Linked DNA regions of Homo sapiens: region 1 is linked to region 2. Evidence: read pairs that join two places in POLR2A ChIA-PET (ENCODE). Cell type or tissue: GM12878. All regions are shown on one strand. Each heading gives the region's core, and the rest is flanking DNA. Links, peaks and the distances in the headings are about the cores only.

Region 1 (7,584 bases), core at 2,869-5,368, 150 kb before region 2:
TTTATAGGATTATCGGGGTGTTGGCCACAGCCCCTCCAGCTGGGTATAGGCCTGGAACATTGTGATTGGGCAAGGGCTTCCAGGGTGCTGGGACTAGGTTTGACTGAATTGGTCAAGTCATGCCTTTGTTGAGAAATACAAGAGGGGCAGGGCCTCACCCTCCAAGGGAGCCCTCTGCTTCCTGCTACTTTCACCCCCCAAGATCTGGCCTGCATGGTAGCAGGGGGTGGGAGAAATGTGAAGGTAATGGTAATTGAGGGTTGATCTTGATTTGCACCTCAGGACACTCCCCCCAACTCACCAGGATCCCTTTTCTCATCAACCAGAGTTCTAAGGCATAGCAGTAACTCCCCAGTAAGCTTATTTCTTGGTTTGCCCAGCTCTTGGGACAGGCTTACCCAGGGGCCTCGAAGTAAGGGATACTGGGATCTGTGAAAATGGAGTGGATGGCCCAGTTGTGCTTAGCACATTTAATCTTTATTAGTGGCAAAAGAGCTCTGGGAAGGAAATCTGGGCAGGCATCACCTCTCCTGCTAGCAGGTCCCCCTCCCTTTCCCTGCCAGCTAATCCCCGTGCCTCCCATTCTGCAGGGTTTTAATTAACTGTGTTTAATCTTCCCCGGGAAGCAGGCTTAATGCCCGCCTGCGTGCTTATCCCGTTACCCGCTGGGTTTTCTGTTCCAGCCCAGCCAAGGACAAGTAACATTCTGGAGGAGTCTTCGCCCAAGGGCCATTAGCTGAGGGAACCTCCCTGAGCTCCTTTCCTGTCGTGCTGCTTTCTGGGAAGGTGCAGAGCCGGCCCAGAAAGCAAACCAGGGTGTGGGCAAGGGTTAATCTGGGCCCTGCCCGCCCACCCTGCCTTTGTGGAGGAGCTCCATAAATCCTGCTGGATTTAATGTTATGCAAATAACTCCAGATAAACGCACTTTTTTCTGGTTAGAGTCTCAAGATGTTTTAATGTGAACTATAGAGAAAATAAGTGTCCTAAAAACTATGAGAGCCGAAGTATTTTACGGGGAAATTATCTGTAGTGACTGCCCACTATGTGCTTACCCATGCTTTCTCGCGTCGTCGTTATTTTGTGTGGTTGTGTAAATCAGCCCTTCCCTGGTTAACAATGACCTGGGAGTTGGTTAGCCCTGGGGCTCCCTACCCCATGGAGATTCTGATTCTCTAAAACTGGGGTGGGGCTCAAATTTGCATCTTTAACAAGTACCTCTGGGGATTCTAATGCTGGTGGCCCCTTTGAGAAACAGATTTAAATGTTGCCCTAGGAGGAAGAGGGGATTTTAGGTCACAACAGAGTTCTCAGCACACTGTTTTGTTTTGTGAATTGGCATTTTACCCAATTGTCAGTCATAACTTCACTTTTATTCCCTTTCCCTGAGACTGGGTCTCGGCCTGTCACTCAGGCTAGAGTGCAGTGGCGTGATCACAGCTCACCGGAGCCTCGGCCTCCCAGACTCAAGCAATCCTTCTGCCTCAGCCTCTGGCGTAGCTAGGAGTACAGGCACTCTCCACCATGCCTAGCTAACTTTAAAAAATTTTGTAGAGAGCGTCTCACCAGTGACCCACCGAGCCTGGCCAATCATAACTTTTCTATTTCATTTTAAATGATATCTCCTGAGTTGTAAATTGGTAGACCTGTATTATTATCAGATGCCCTGGTGGGTTTAAGCAGCCTGTGATAATAATGAAGCTTTAACTTAGCTGATGAAGTCGGTTAACCAACTTCAAGCCATAACAATTCCTAGAATATTGAATCAACCTTTAGCCATCCCCCTCCTCTGAGCCACCTTGAAAAGATAGCCAGTGGAGACATTGTATTTCTAAGAAGCCATTCCGTACTTCCAAAGTTCCCCAATTTTAATGACATTGGGATGGAAATTCAAATTAAGACAAGGTAATGAAGACTGAGTTTTTGGGCTGAATTTGAGCGAAACTCCCCAAAGTTGTTTCATGTGGGACTCTGCCTTCAACACAAACAAGGACAGCTAGAACTAGGTGAGGCTGTGCATCTGAGGGCCTTGCCAGGTCTTCCCTTCTGGTTTCACCTCTAGTTGGCATCTCTCTCTAAATGGAGCTGAACAGGAGCCACCTGGAGGCTTTCCAGGTACCTGTCTGGATTGTATAAAAACAGCTAATGCTGTGCTGTGGAGGGGAGTACAGTAATTTTCAGACAGAGCTGAAATGTTTGTGGCTGTGTCTCCCAGACCATGCCAGGGCTTCCATTTCACTCCCAGGGTTAATTGGGTGAAAATGTGGGAGACACATGGCTCAAACCCACAGAAAGCTTGCAAAGATGTAGGAATCCCCAGGAGCCAGGGCAAAAAGGATGAAAGAGAAGAAGGTGTTTAGTATATTCAGGAGTCCCCACTGTCCCTCATCTGGCTGAGCAGCTCCTGCCACCACACCATGAACAGTCTTGCTGCCACCTGGCTTGGCAGCCCTCCTTCCCTCTAGCGGGTTTGCAAGGAGTCTTCAGTTTGGGGGTTACTCTGGGGGTTACTCACAGGTACAAACCCTTTCTTTAACTCAGTGGTCACTAGGTAAATGAGATCATATGATATTATAAGCCAGTTGTATGTATTGTTAATGACAGTATGCCCTGTGAGAGAACAAAGGGCCTTGGGATCTTTCATGAGGTTACTGGGTCAAATTGCCATGCGACCTAGGCCAAGTTTGGATCTTTTTTTTTTTTTGAAACAGAGTCTCTCTGTCACCCAGGCTGGAGTGCAATGGAGTGATCTCAGCTCACTGCAACCTCTGCAACCTCCGCCTCCCGGGTTCAAGTGATTCTCCTGTCTCAGCCTCCCGAGTAGCTGGGATTACAGGCACCTGCCACCAAGCCTGGCTAATTTTTGTATTTTTAGTAGAGACAGGGTTTCGCCATGTTGGCCAGGCTGGTCTCGATCTCCTGACCTTAGGTGATCCACCTGGCAGTTTGCATCCTTTTTTAAAAAACGGAGTTGGAGACTATGGCTCACTAGCTTGTGCATTTATTTATTATGTTTTTGGATGGGAAACTAACTTGGTAAGCCACTTTTTTTTTTTTTTTTTTTTTGAGATGGAGTCTCGCTCTGTCGCCCAGGCTGGAGTGCAGTGGCGCGATCTTGGCTCGCTGCAAGCTCCGCCTCCCGGGTTCACAGGATTCTCCTGCCTCAGCCTCCTGAGTAGCTGGGACTACAGGCGCCTACCACCATGCCTGGCTAATTTTTTGTATTTTTAGTAGAGACAGGGTTTCACCGTGTTAGCCAGGATGGTCTCGATCTCCTGACCTTGTGATCCACACGCCTCAGCCTCCCAAAGTGCTGGGATTACAGGCGTGAGCCACTATGCCTGGCCACCACTTCTTATTTTTAAATTGGCATAATAACTGTATATGTTTAGGGGGTACAATGTGATGTTTGGTATATACATACATTGTGGAATGATTATATTAAGGTAATTAACTTAGATACTTATGTTTTTTGTAATGATAATGTTTAAAATATTTAAAATCTGTTCTCAATACATCATTAACAACTGTGGTCACCATGCTGTGCATTAGCTCTTGAAAACTTAAGTCTTCCTGTCTAACTGAAACTTTTAACCGACATCTCCCCTTGCCCCTCCCCTGCACCCACCCCTGTCCCCAGCCCCCCGCTCCAACCCCAGCCTCTGATATTCTACTCTCTACTTCTACTCTAGTTCTCTTCTCTCTACTTCTATGAGATTAGCTTTTTTAGATTCCATATATAAGTGACATCATGTGGTGTCTGTCTTTCTGTGCCTGGCTTGTTTCACTTAGCATAATAACCTCCAGTTTCATCCCAGTTGTTGCAAATGACAGGATTTCCTTCCTTTTAAAGGCTGAATAGTATTCACCCATGCATATATGGCACATTTTGCTGTCTTGTAAACAATGCTGCAGTGAATATGAGAGGACAGATAGCTCTTTGACATACTGATTTCAGTTATTTGGGGTATATATACCCAGAAGTGGGATTGCTGGATCATGTGGAAGTTCTGTTTTTGTTTTGTTTTGTTTGAGTTTCTGTCACCCAGGCTGGAGTGCAGTGGCACCATCTCTGCAACCTCCGCCTCCCAGGTTCAAGCGATTCTCCTGCCTTATGCTCTGGAGCAGCTTGGACTACAGGCTCTCGCCGCCAGGTCCAGCAATTTTTTTTTTTTTTTTTTTTTTTGAGACTGAGTTTTGCTCTTGTTGCCCAGGCTGGAGTGCAATGGCGCAATCTCAGCACACCGCAACCTCCGCGTCCCGGGTCCAAGTGATTCTCCTGCCTCCACCTCCCGAGTAGCTGGGATTACAGGCACGTGCCACCATGTCCCGCTAATTTTGTATTTTTAGTAGAGAGAGGTTTCTCCACGTTGGTCAGGCTGGTCTCAAACTCCCGACTTCAGGTGATCCGCCTGCCTTGGCCTCCCAAAGTGCCGGGATTACAGGTGTGAGCCACCGCACCCAGCCAGGGTAGTGCTGTTTTTAACTTTCTGAGGAACCTCTGTGCCCTTGGCTCCATAATGGCTGTACTAACTTTAAGGTTGTGCATTTTAAATGAGTTGATACAGGGAAGCATCCAGGCCAGTGCCTGACTTACTGTATCCTTACATTTGGCAAGTACACATTGACTATCTGTCTTGAGCTCAGCTTTGTGCTCAGTTAAATGCAGGCCTTTCCATATGTGACAAATGAATGTGCTGACAAGCAGAGATTCGCCTGGAGTTGGCCTCCTCCCACATTTGCCTCTGAGTCTTGGCTTAGCTGGCTCTCAATATGGGGCTGGTTTTTTGTTTTGTTTTGGGAGTGTAATGTTTTATATATTTATGGGCTCAACCAACTGTGGATTGAAAATATTAGAAATAAGGCAATAAAAATTTCAAATGCAGTATAGTTATTGACATAATATTTACATTGTACTAGATATTCATAACCAATCTAGAAATGATTTAAAGTATATGGGAGGATGTTCATGGGTTGTCTGCAAATACTACACCATTTATATAAGGAACTTGAGTATCCTTGGATTTTGGTATCCAAGGGGGTCCTGGACACGCAGTCTTCCACAGATAACGAGAGACGACTGTACTTTATACAAGCATGGCAAAGAGCCACTTAATACTGTGTGACCTCATGTGAGTTAATCTCTTTGCCTTAGATTTTTAATTTGTTAAATAGAAATGATAGGTAGATACTTATGCTATACTGTGCGCATGATGAAATGCACAGATCTGAATATATGGTGAGTTTTGACAGTTGTGCACCCCAGGGTAGTGTGCATTTCTTTCTGCCCTCTTAGTTCTACAGGTCAGAGGAATCCTGCCAAGGGAGTTTTGCAAGGTCTGGCCCATAAACTCTTATCTTGTCTGCAGAAGTCAGCTGGTCTTGTCACTTCTTTCCCTGATAACCACCCCTCTTCCCTGGAGGGGTGGGGGCCTGAATCATCAGGGCATGAAGCCGTTGTGGAAGGTTCCCTCCGAAGAAATAAGGGGATTGTCTTTGCTAATTCTCTGCTATCTCTTTATCTCATATTTCTTAATACTGTTTTCTTTTTATGGTTCTTTTTGGGAAACGAGGCTCAAAAATACCCCTAGTTTTGTCTATGATTAGGGTCCTGAGGTTATTTTTCCCTTGAGCCAGGCAGTTTTAAAATGCCTGATGCCTCTTCATTTTTGCCCTTTAAAACACCAGCCTTGGCCAGCTGAATGAAACCTGGGGCAGTGGCCAGGCTGTGGACCCAGTGGAGTCTGGGGATGGCGGGAATCACCTTGGTTAGCTGAGACTTGAGGTCACAGGACAACCAGAAAGCTGAGCTTTCATGTGGTAGTGTCATGGAGCAGTGGAAACTTGTGGATTTCAGAGCCCTGCCAGACACATCCCTAAGCCCCTAAACCCCAATCCCTCACCCCTATTCAATGAGTTCCCTGAAGCTCTGGGGGTCTAGGGTTGGAGAGAGGTTAAGATGATATTTAAATTTTTTCAAACACTCTTATTTTAGGAAATGGGAAAACATGGGATCCTGGCCCTGGGCAGTCAGGGGAGCCTTAAGCTGGGGGTACTAAGTGGACAGGGGACTTAAGGGCATGATAACTGCAAGTGAATTTAAAAAGCTGTTATGTTGGAAAATAAGCCCCTCAGTTTGGATGGATAAGGTCAGAAGGAACCCAGTCTTGTGGAGCTACTACTTGGTAGTTAAACATTGTTTCATGGTGAAGGTAGAGCGAGTTCATTTACCTGCCTTAGATTAGAAACGCTGGCACTGCAGTTTCCCCCAGGACTAATTTTTAAACAGTGTGGTTAGAGGAAGGATCTTGCATAGGGCCTGGAGTTTTTTTGGTTTTTTTTTTCTTTTGAGACAGAGCCTTGCTCTGTTACCCAGGCTGGAATGTAATGGTGCGATCTGAGCTCACTGCAACCTCGGCCTCCAGGCTTCAAGCAGTTCTCCTGCCTCAGCTTCCCCAGTAGCTGGGATTACAGGCGTGCACCACCACGTCCAGCTAATTTTTGTATTTTTAGTAGAGATGGGGTTTTGTCATGTTGGCTGGGCTGGTCTCGAACTCCTGGCCTCAAGTGATCCACCCGCCTCAGCCTCCCAAAGTGCTGGGATTTACAGGCGTGAGCCTGGCCTAGGGCCTGGAGTTCTAATCCTTATTTCTTAATTAAACTGTGGCTGTTTTACCAGGTAAACAAGCCTCCTTCCCCTTCCACTTTTTTTGTCCGGTGGGGTAAGAGTTGGGTGCATTGGCTATGGATTCTTAACTTTTTTGTCAAGAACCCCTTTAAGAATCTGACCTGTGTACTTTCTCTCCAGAAAGAACTGCACGCTCAAAATTTTGCACACTAATTGAGGGGTTGCCAGGCCCTGAGATTGTCACAAGTTGTGCACACAAATTGAAGGTAGCTCCTATCTAGCTCCTAAGATTGTGTGGCTCAAAGCGTTCTTGGGGTATGTCTTCAGTGTCTTTCAAAGCAAGATAGTCATCTGTTAATTATGTATTGCCAAAAATGAAACAAAACCCCACGCATCTGGATGGTTTCAGAATTTAGGCCCTGTGGCATGGAGGTTCGTTGTCTTCCAGTCTCCCTCCGTTCCGTGCCTCTTTTCCAAAGGCAGGTAGTGGGACAGAAAGGTGTTGAGGCATCTGAGTTTAAAATACTAATCCTGTGGCAAATCTAGGGTTTTCTATAGGAGGATGTGGTGGTTAGCGGGTGAAGTTTGCATTGCTAATTGGGAATACAGATTTTTTTTTGTGTGCAATTCTCTAAAAGCAAGCATTAGGGAGGGTGAAAAGCTAAGAGGAAATTGTTTCCCAAAGGATTTTTGCAAAAGGCATTTCCCTTCCCCCTCCTCTTGTGTTTGACCTATTTATGTACTTTCAGAGTGTTGATGTCATAGTATTTCAAAGGGATATTGTATGTCTTGACTGGTAACTGCTTTTAAATAGGCCCAAAATACTCCGTCCTCCATTAATGATCAGCATGGCTCCCTCCAGGAATGGAAATTGTCAGATTGTCATAGAATGTTTTAGTCATCCTGATGACTAGAGTCATTCTCTCTCCTGCTTAATTCTCGACCTTCTTTTGCAACCA
Region 2 (7,584 bases), core at 3,377-5,876:
GGTTGCTTTCAAAAGCATTGCTCTATCTGAATTCTTGAGATGGGTGGCTCCTTCCTAGCTATTAAGAGGCAAAATTCTGGTGCCCAGAGTGGAAAGAAAACCAGACAGTTAATCTCAGTCTTTTTACTCTGTCCTCCACTTCTGTTTCCTGAACAATCAGAATTCCATCTTTTACCAGGTTGGCTTTTGTAGAGTTTGCAGTGAACTGAGATGAATCTGCAGTGACTTCAGGACAGGATCTGGAATATGTATTTCAACAATATCTTCCTGTTATCAGCCTATCAGGCAATCACAGAAGCTTTTAATAGAAAGCTAGATAAAACTAGTCCTCCACCTAACAACTGTTTTTTCCTGTTTTTTTTTTCTACAAGCTCTTTTTTTCTTGTAGATATTTAGTACTGCAAAAATCCCATCTAGTGGAAGCCCTTGGCATGGTAAGGTTTGGTTCCAGGTAATCACAATTTTAGGGTACAAAACCATGAAAGACTTATCAAGATCACTGGGGTGGGGGTGGGGTGCTGGCAGCAGCACAGTGACCTCTGGTCCACTACAAATAAACTCTTCAGAGAGTTTCTTGAGTATTTTACCATATTTGTCCTTTGGACTTTGCAAATGGCTTCTTGATATCTGCCGATCATGGCAGACAGTGGACAGATGAACCCAGTTGCCCACCAGGGAAGTTGTGATGTTCTTAGCATCAGAAGGCCTCAGGTTGATGTCAGTCTGTGGTGCTTCTCTGCCCTCTCTCATGTCTCCTCAGCCCGTTTCACCTCAAGGAAGAGCTCCCCTCCAGAGAAAAACCGAGAGTCATCATTTGCCTGCTCAACTATGAATAAAGTTCCACGTACCTTCTCTCTGCTCACTTCTTTCAGAGGCACTTCCGGCTCACGAAACTCTTCAGCTAAGTTCCTGGGGAATTTGCTGAGTGTCAAAACATGAATTAAACCAGAAGAGATATGATAGTGGGTTTTGTCTGAGAGGGATGCCCAGCCTTGTGAATAAGTCATCTTCCAGTGTGGAGGATTGCTTGCTCCCTGACCTGTATCCACTGGGGACCCACATATACCGGGCATTCTGCTCACCAGAGACACACACAAGACTCATGGGTCAATCACCAAAACCTGGGGCCACAGCTCAGACCTGATCTGTCATGTCAGACAAGGCTGAAATATTGTTCTTCTGTGTTGTGAGTTTTCTCAAATACAATACAAAACTTTCTCCTTGCAGCTCAATCAAGGCAATCTGCATAGTAAGAAGAGTGTGGGATTTGGAGGCAAGAGACTTGGGTGTGAGTTTCAGGCCCCTGATTTTGTGTAAATCACAATTCTTCCTACCTCTTGATTTTCCTAAACTGTAAACTGAGCTGCATGCCACCCGCCCTATTTCTTCAAAAGGTTCTTATAAAGACTGAATGAAATACTGTATGCAAAAATAACACATTAAAACCACTTTATGAATGTTATTATTCTTATTAAGCACCATCAAAGTTGAAGACATGAACCTAGAAACTTCAGAGGACAAAAGATATGTGAAAATAACCAATTTTTCAGGATACTACCATCTGGTTGGAGATAGCTCTGATCCCTGCATCTCTCCTGCCTCATCTCTGTTCATTCCAACCCCAGTCAGATTGAGGTACATGCCACCAATTTCTGGAATTCTCCATTGTCTCTCCAGACCCTGGATCTCTGCAGATGCTGCCTCCCTCTGAGAAGCACTTTCTGCTCTACTCATGCCTATCTTTTCTCCTTCTTCTCTTATTCTTCACCTGGCTCAACTCCAGGAAGCCTGCCCTGACCAGTCTCTGCTCCACATCAAGTCTAAGACTGGATTCAGCATGCTCACAGCACTCTGATCTCATCGCTGTCATTGTCTACCCCTCACAAGCTACATGGTTCATTAATAGATCTGTGCGCTCCCTGAGGGGCAAGAAATGTGTCCTACACAGTGGCATGGGGTTTAGAGTAAGTATTGAATGAATGTCTATTGGGTAAATGAAAAAAACAAAACAAAACAAACCCACCTACTAAAATAGTTAAATGCTGAGGGGCTTATCCATCACACTAGAAGGGATACACCCTGAAACCTTGGGGACTCCTCACTGGGCACTTCTTGGGACACTTCCTGATTTCAAAGTCCCCAGAAAAGAGGTCAGGTGGTCCACGACAGCCAAAGCACTCTGGTAAAAAGATCCTATTGCAGTCGGGCGCGGTGGCTCACGCCTGTAATCCCAGCACTTTGGAAGGCCGAGGCGGGCAGATCACGAGGTCAGGAGATCGAGACCATCCTGGCTAACACGGTGAAACCCCGTCTCTACTAAAAAATACAAAAAATTAGCTGGGCGTGGTGGCGGGTGCCTGTAGTCCCAGCTACTCGGGAGGCTGAGGCAGGAGAATGGCGTGAACCCGGGAGGTGGAGCTTGCAGTGAGCAGAGATCACGCCACTGCACTCCAGCCTGGGCGACAGAGTGAGACTCTGTCTAAAAATAATAATAATAATAATAATCGTATTGCTTAGTAAAAATTAAAGAAAGTTGAAGTAAATTGGACAGACTGCACCTCTTGATCAGAAATCGTATCAAAAGATTTCACCCAAAGAAACAGAAACCACATTGAGCTTTGTGTGCAGTGCCCATCATCTCATACCTCCATAAACTCTGACTGGTGGGGGGTTCACACAGTGGATTTCCTGCCTGTGTCCAGTTAATTCCCCTCAGTTAATATCTGGTGAGACCACCGGGGCCTGGCAATTTGCAAAAAGAGACAAAGGGATCCAATTCACTAAACACAGGCTAAATGAACCACTTAGCCAATGGCCTCCTGCTCCTTACCAGTGGGGCCTTGGACCTCAATTCATGCTTGCTGGGCTTTCAGACCTTTAGTGAAATGGATGGAAATACACAAATTGGAGTGTGCTACAACATAGCACTGGGTGCACATGTGATGATTTCTTAAAAATGGCCACACATTCTTTGTCATTTCTCCCATCCAAGGATGGGGATCTGTGTTTCCTCCCCTTGAATCTGGGTTATGACTACTTTGACCAGTAGAGTACAGTGGACTGATGCTATGTGACTTCTGCATCTAGGCCTTAAATGGCCATGCAGCTTCCACCTGCTTCTGTTGCAATGTTCACTCTCTGGAAGCTCCCTTCTGGAACATGCCATCAGAACCCAGCTACTGTGTTATAAGAAGCCTGAGTCACATGGAAAGACCACTTGTAGATGCTCTGTTGACTGTCCTAAGTGGCCTTAAACTTCAAGTCATCCTGGCCCAAATAGCAGGCAAGTGAGTGAAGGAATTGCCAGATGGTTCTGGTACCCAGCAGAAGCCCCAACGTCACAGAACAAAGACAAGCCATCCTTGCTGGGCTGTCCAAATTCCTGATCCATAGAATCGTGTGCATAACAAAATAGTTGCTTCATGCCACTTAAGCAGACTTACTGGTTTATTATGCAGCAACAGACAACAGCACACATTGCAACCCATGATGATGAGAAATGCCCCGTGGGCAAGGAATTCAATATGTTGGCACTGGAAAGTTGCTTACGTTTTGAGAACAAGCCAACAGAATCTTCAAGGAATCAGAGCACTGAAGAAGTCCACACTAGGGCCTTTAAGTCCAAACCCTGGATGTCGAGTCTTTTCCGTAGGCTCACGCTGCCCTCCAGCAGTCTCTGGTTAATGCTGGAGAGGCTTGGTGAATGATGCCCCTTCACCTTTCTACAGGACCTCTTCCTCCCCTTTGGGTCTGGTCTGTGTCATGTTTTATACTAGACTGTCTCCTTCACCTTTGTGTCCTCAGCCAAGCACAGTGGCTGGTCAGGAGGAGAACCAAGTTGTTGAACTGAACACAAAGGGATGCAGGGAAAGGATGGAGCATCCTAGGTGTCATTTCTTCCCTCTTGTCCCCCAGGTTTCCAGATGATCAGTTACCTGCTTCTGTGGTGGAATATGATAGGAAAGACTCAAACTAGCATTTAGTAAGCAGCTACTACATGGCAAATGCTATACAAGGTACTTTTATGATGACCTCATTTAATTTTAAAACCCCACAAGGTGGCCACCACATTTAGGAGAATAAGAAATTTAGACTTACACGATTCCCTTGCCCGAGACCATGCTGATGGAAAGTGATGGAGCAGGAACGTGACCCTGGGTTTCTGTCCTCAAAGCCTGTCCTGTTGTATCTTAGGAGACAGTGCTGCTGGTTTGGGAGTTTGGAGGAATGAAGCTGGTGGGAGGCCTGCTCACACGTGGGAAAGCCCCTTGTGGTGCAAACAGAGCAACTGTCTGGTGAGGAATCAGTTCAGAATCTTCACCGGGCATTCACAGACAACCAGAAAGCTGCTGGGCATCCACTTCTAACAAAGGTCAGGGCCAGTGGGCTGAAGGGCAAGGGACATCTGGGGAAGTATTGCTCAGTCAGACCAAGAGCAGGGGCTAGGCCAAAACCCAGAAACCACCTGGCCCCACTGTCTGGACATCGGGGCGATTTTCCTTGCAGCCCATGTGCTGATGGTCCACACCAGCTGTGTGTGCTACCACAGACCAGTCAGGATCCCTCAGACTGACTAAAAAGGTGATTTCAGAAAATGACTTCTTTTTCATAAAGGAGAGAAATAAAGACCACATGAGATCATTTCCTATTTGTGTCATTTGACAGAAGACATATTTCTTGTTGGGGAAACAATGAAAAAAAACCCCACCTCGGATTAGCATTAAACAATTTCATTCTGAATAAACTGGATTTGCTGAGAAACAAAGATAAACAGACTGACAATGACAGATAAAGAAAGTAGGTAGTGTAAGGTGGAGAAGGGAAGAGAGAGGACAGGAGGGATGATAAATCTGCAAATTCTAAGTGTGATTCTTTCTTTTTTGAGACAGGGTCTGGCCCTGCCACCCAGGCTAGAGTGCAGTGGTGTGATCTCAGCTCACTGCAACCTCTGCCTCCCAGGCTCAAGTGATCCTCCTACCTCAGCCTCTTGAGTAGCTAGGACTACAGGCATGCACCACCACATCCAGCTAATTTTTTTTTTTTTTTTTTTTTTTTTTTTTGAGACGGTGTCTCACTCTTGTCACCCGGGCTGGAGTACAGTGGCGCAATCTCGGCTCACTGCAGCCTCCGCCTCCCGCTTTCAGGCAATTCCCCTGCCTCAGCCTCCTGAGTAGCTGGGATTACAGGTGCCTGCCACCATGCCCGGCTAATTTTTGTATTTTTTAGTAGAGATGGGGTTTCACCATGTTGGCCAGGCTGGTCTCGAACTCCTGACCTCAGGTGATCCACCTGCCTCAGCCCAAAGTGCTTGGATTGCAGGTGTGAGTCACCGCACCTGGCCTAATTTTTGTATTTTTAGTAGAGATGAGGTCTTGCCATATTGCCCAGCCTAGTCTCGAATTCCTGGGCTCAAGCCATCCACCCACCTCGGCCTCCCAAAGTGCTGGGATTACAGGTCTAAGGGTAATTCTGCCTCCTCTTCATTATTCACTATCTTCAAAAAAGATATTCTGAAATTGTTTAACAGTTCCTTAAACAGTTCAATATAAATTACTATATGACTAAACAATCCCTCTCATGGGTATCTATCCAAGAGAAATGAAAACGGATGACTACACAAATAACTGTATATGGATGTTCATATCAGCATTCTTCATAATAGTCAAAACTGGAAACCATTCAAGTACCCATCAGCTGGCAAATGGATAAACAAAATGTGGTACATCCATACAATGGAATGCGACTCAGCAACACACAGGAACACATTCCTGAACATGCTACAACATGGAACAAACCTCACGGTATGCTGAGAGAGATCAGACACAAATGACTACATTGTGAGGCCGGGCACGGTGGCTGAAAGATAAATTTAATATAAAAGGTTTAGATAGTAGGTAATAAAAGTACTCCCCTTATTATTTTCCAAAGGTAGCATCCATAGAGAGAGTTGCATTTTCAATCAATTCGTGGACAGATCTGAAATAAGGTTATTGAGAGAAATCAAGAATGACTGAAGGCACATCTTATTTTAGGAAGAACATTGTAGCAGGCAAAATGTGTGCCCATGAGAGGCAGTGTAGAGTTGGATGGGTTGAGGGGAGTCCAGAGTCCAGGTGGCACTATCTATGTATTAAGATTCTGTTTTCTGGCCAGGCGCAGTGGCTCATGCCTGTAATCCCGGCGATTTGGGAGGCCCAGGTGGGTGGATAACCTGAGGTCAGGAGTTTGAGACCAGCCTGACCAACACGGCAAAACCCCGTCTCTGCTAAAAATACAAAAATTAGCTGGGCATGGTGATGCACGCCTGTAATCCCAGCTACTCTGGAGGCTGAGGCAGGAGAATCGCTTGAACCCAGGAGGCAAAGTTTGCAGTGAGCCAAGATCATGCCACTGCACTCCAGCCTGGGTGACAGAGCAAGACTCTGTTTCAAAAAAAAAAAAAAAAAAAAAAGATTCTGTTTTCCAAAAACTTCCTGGGTAAGGGGTGGCAGAGTGCTGTAGGTGGGAAAACCCATCCAAATTCCCTCACATTGATAAGACAAAACACTCTGGCTTTGGAGGGAGGTAGGCCAGGTTTGAAATCAACTCTGCCTCTTGCCAAAGTTTTAAATATTTTCAATTGTAAAATGGACTTATTGCTATTTGACCTTACAGTGTAGTTCTGAAGACTGAATGAGTGAAATATAAGGCAAGTGTACACGCTGATGAGGCAACCACACTCCACTGCTCGTGCCTTCTGGAGATTCTCTGCTTGTCTCTAGGGCAGGGGAACTGCAATTCACCAATGTACATATGCTTTAAAAGGAGTCATTTCACATTTCTTTCCAAAGCTTATCACTGTTTGGCCATGGTTCTTGAGTATCATTTTATGTTTTTGGTAACTGTGCAGTGGAGGAGTAATGAAATGAGGGTATGAGTCCATGTAGCACCTCCTTCGCCCTGTGATCTGCCCAAACATCAAATGGTGCAGAACATCTAGAAAAAGGTACTATGGAAAAACGTCCTTAACTAAGTTCCAGTGTTTGTTTCGGCTCATCTATGCCACTTGCAGCTGGCTCAACCTGTGTTTAAAGACTCACTGTTCAATCTCAGATATTTATTAGTTGTGCCTATGACAGAGGGAAAAATATACCACCAAGAAAACATTACAGATTGACATAAAAAAACTTTCCTTTCTCCCTCCTTAAAAACAAAACAAAACTACAGGGCCGGGTGCAGTGGTTCATAACTGTAATCCCAGAACTTTGGGAGGTCAAGGTAGGAAGATCACTTGAAGCCAGGAATTCAAGGCTGCAATGAGCTACAATCATGCCATTGCACTTCAGCCTGGGCAACAGAGCAAGACCCAGCCTCAAAAAAAAAAAAAAAAAAAATTACATATTCCCAGTATATAATTAAAAATACAGATAAGAAAAAGCAAGCAATCTCTCAAATACTTAGCATCCAGATATAAGTATATGAACATTTTTAAGTTATTCCTAACCTTTCTTGTGCAACACAAGCATGTATTAATATTTATGTATGCAATGTGTACCCGGACACTAGAGCCAGACTACCTGGGCTCAAACCCTGTCTCGCCACATA

Evidence for each region. Peaks named below come from ENCODE experiments on the same cell type or tissue, not always from the same donor. Only the 100,000 strongest peaks of a DNase experiment are listed, where the experiment ranks them.
Region 1: POLR2A ChIA-PET joins it to region 2 with 5 read pairs; 2 of 35 experiments call an interaction of 5 or more read pairs at or near these places.

The regions. Positions count from the first base shown.
Region 1 is chr3:32,843,031-32,850,614 of GRCh38, forward strand. All of the region lies in intron 1 of TRIM71 (tripartite motif containing 71), which reads left to right. Among named protein-coding and RNA genes, the nearest start is that of TRIM71, 29 kb to the left of the region's middle. RefSeq lists enhancers at 636-1,231, 4,275-4,855 and a silencer at 4,507-4,801. In GM12878, for the core only: no CTCF peak of the experiment used is centred there; no DNase peak of the experiment used is centred there.
Region 2 is chr3:32,988,492-32,996,075 of GRCh38, forward strand. LOC107986072 (a long non-coding RNA gene) reads right to left here and starts at 4,192. Exons shown (of 2, transcript XR_001740633.2): 1 at 4,099-4,192; 2 at 3,430-3,941. It also overlaps a transcript of GLB1 not described here. RefSeq lists an enhancer at 4,296-4,415. In GM12878, for the core only: no CTCF peak of the experiment used is centred there; a DNase peak (open chromatin) is centred at 4,480; H3K27ac peaks cover 1,366 bases.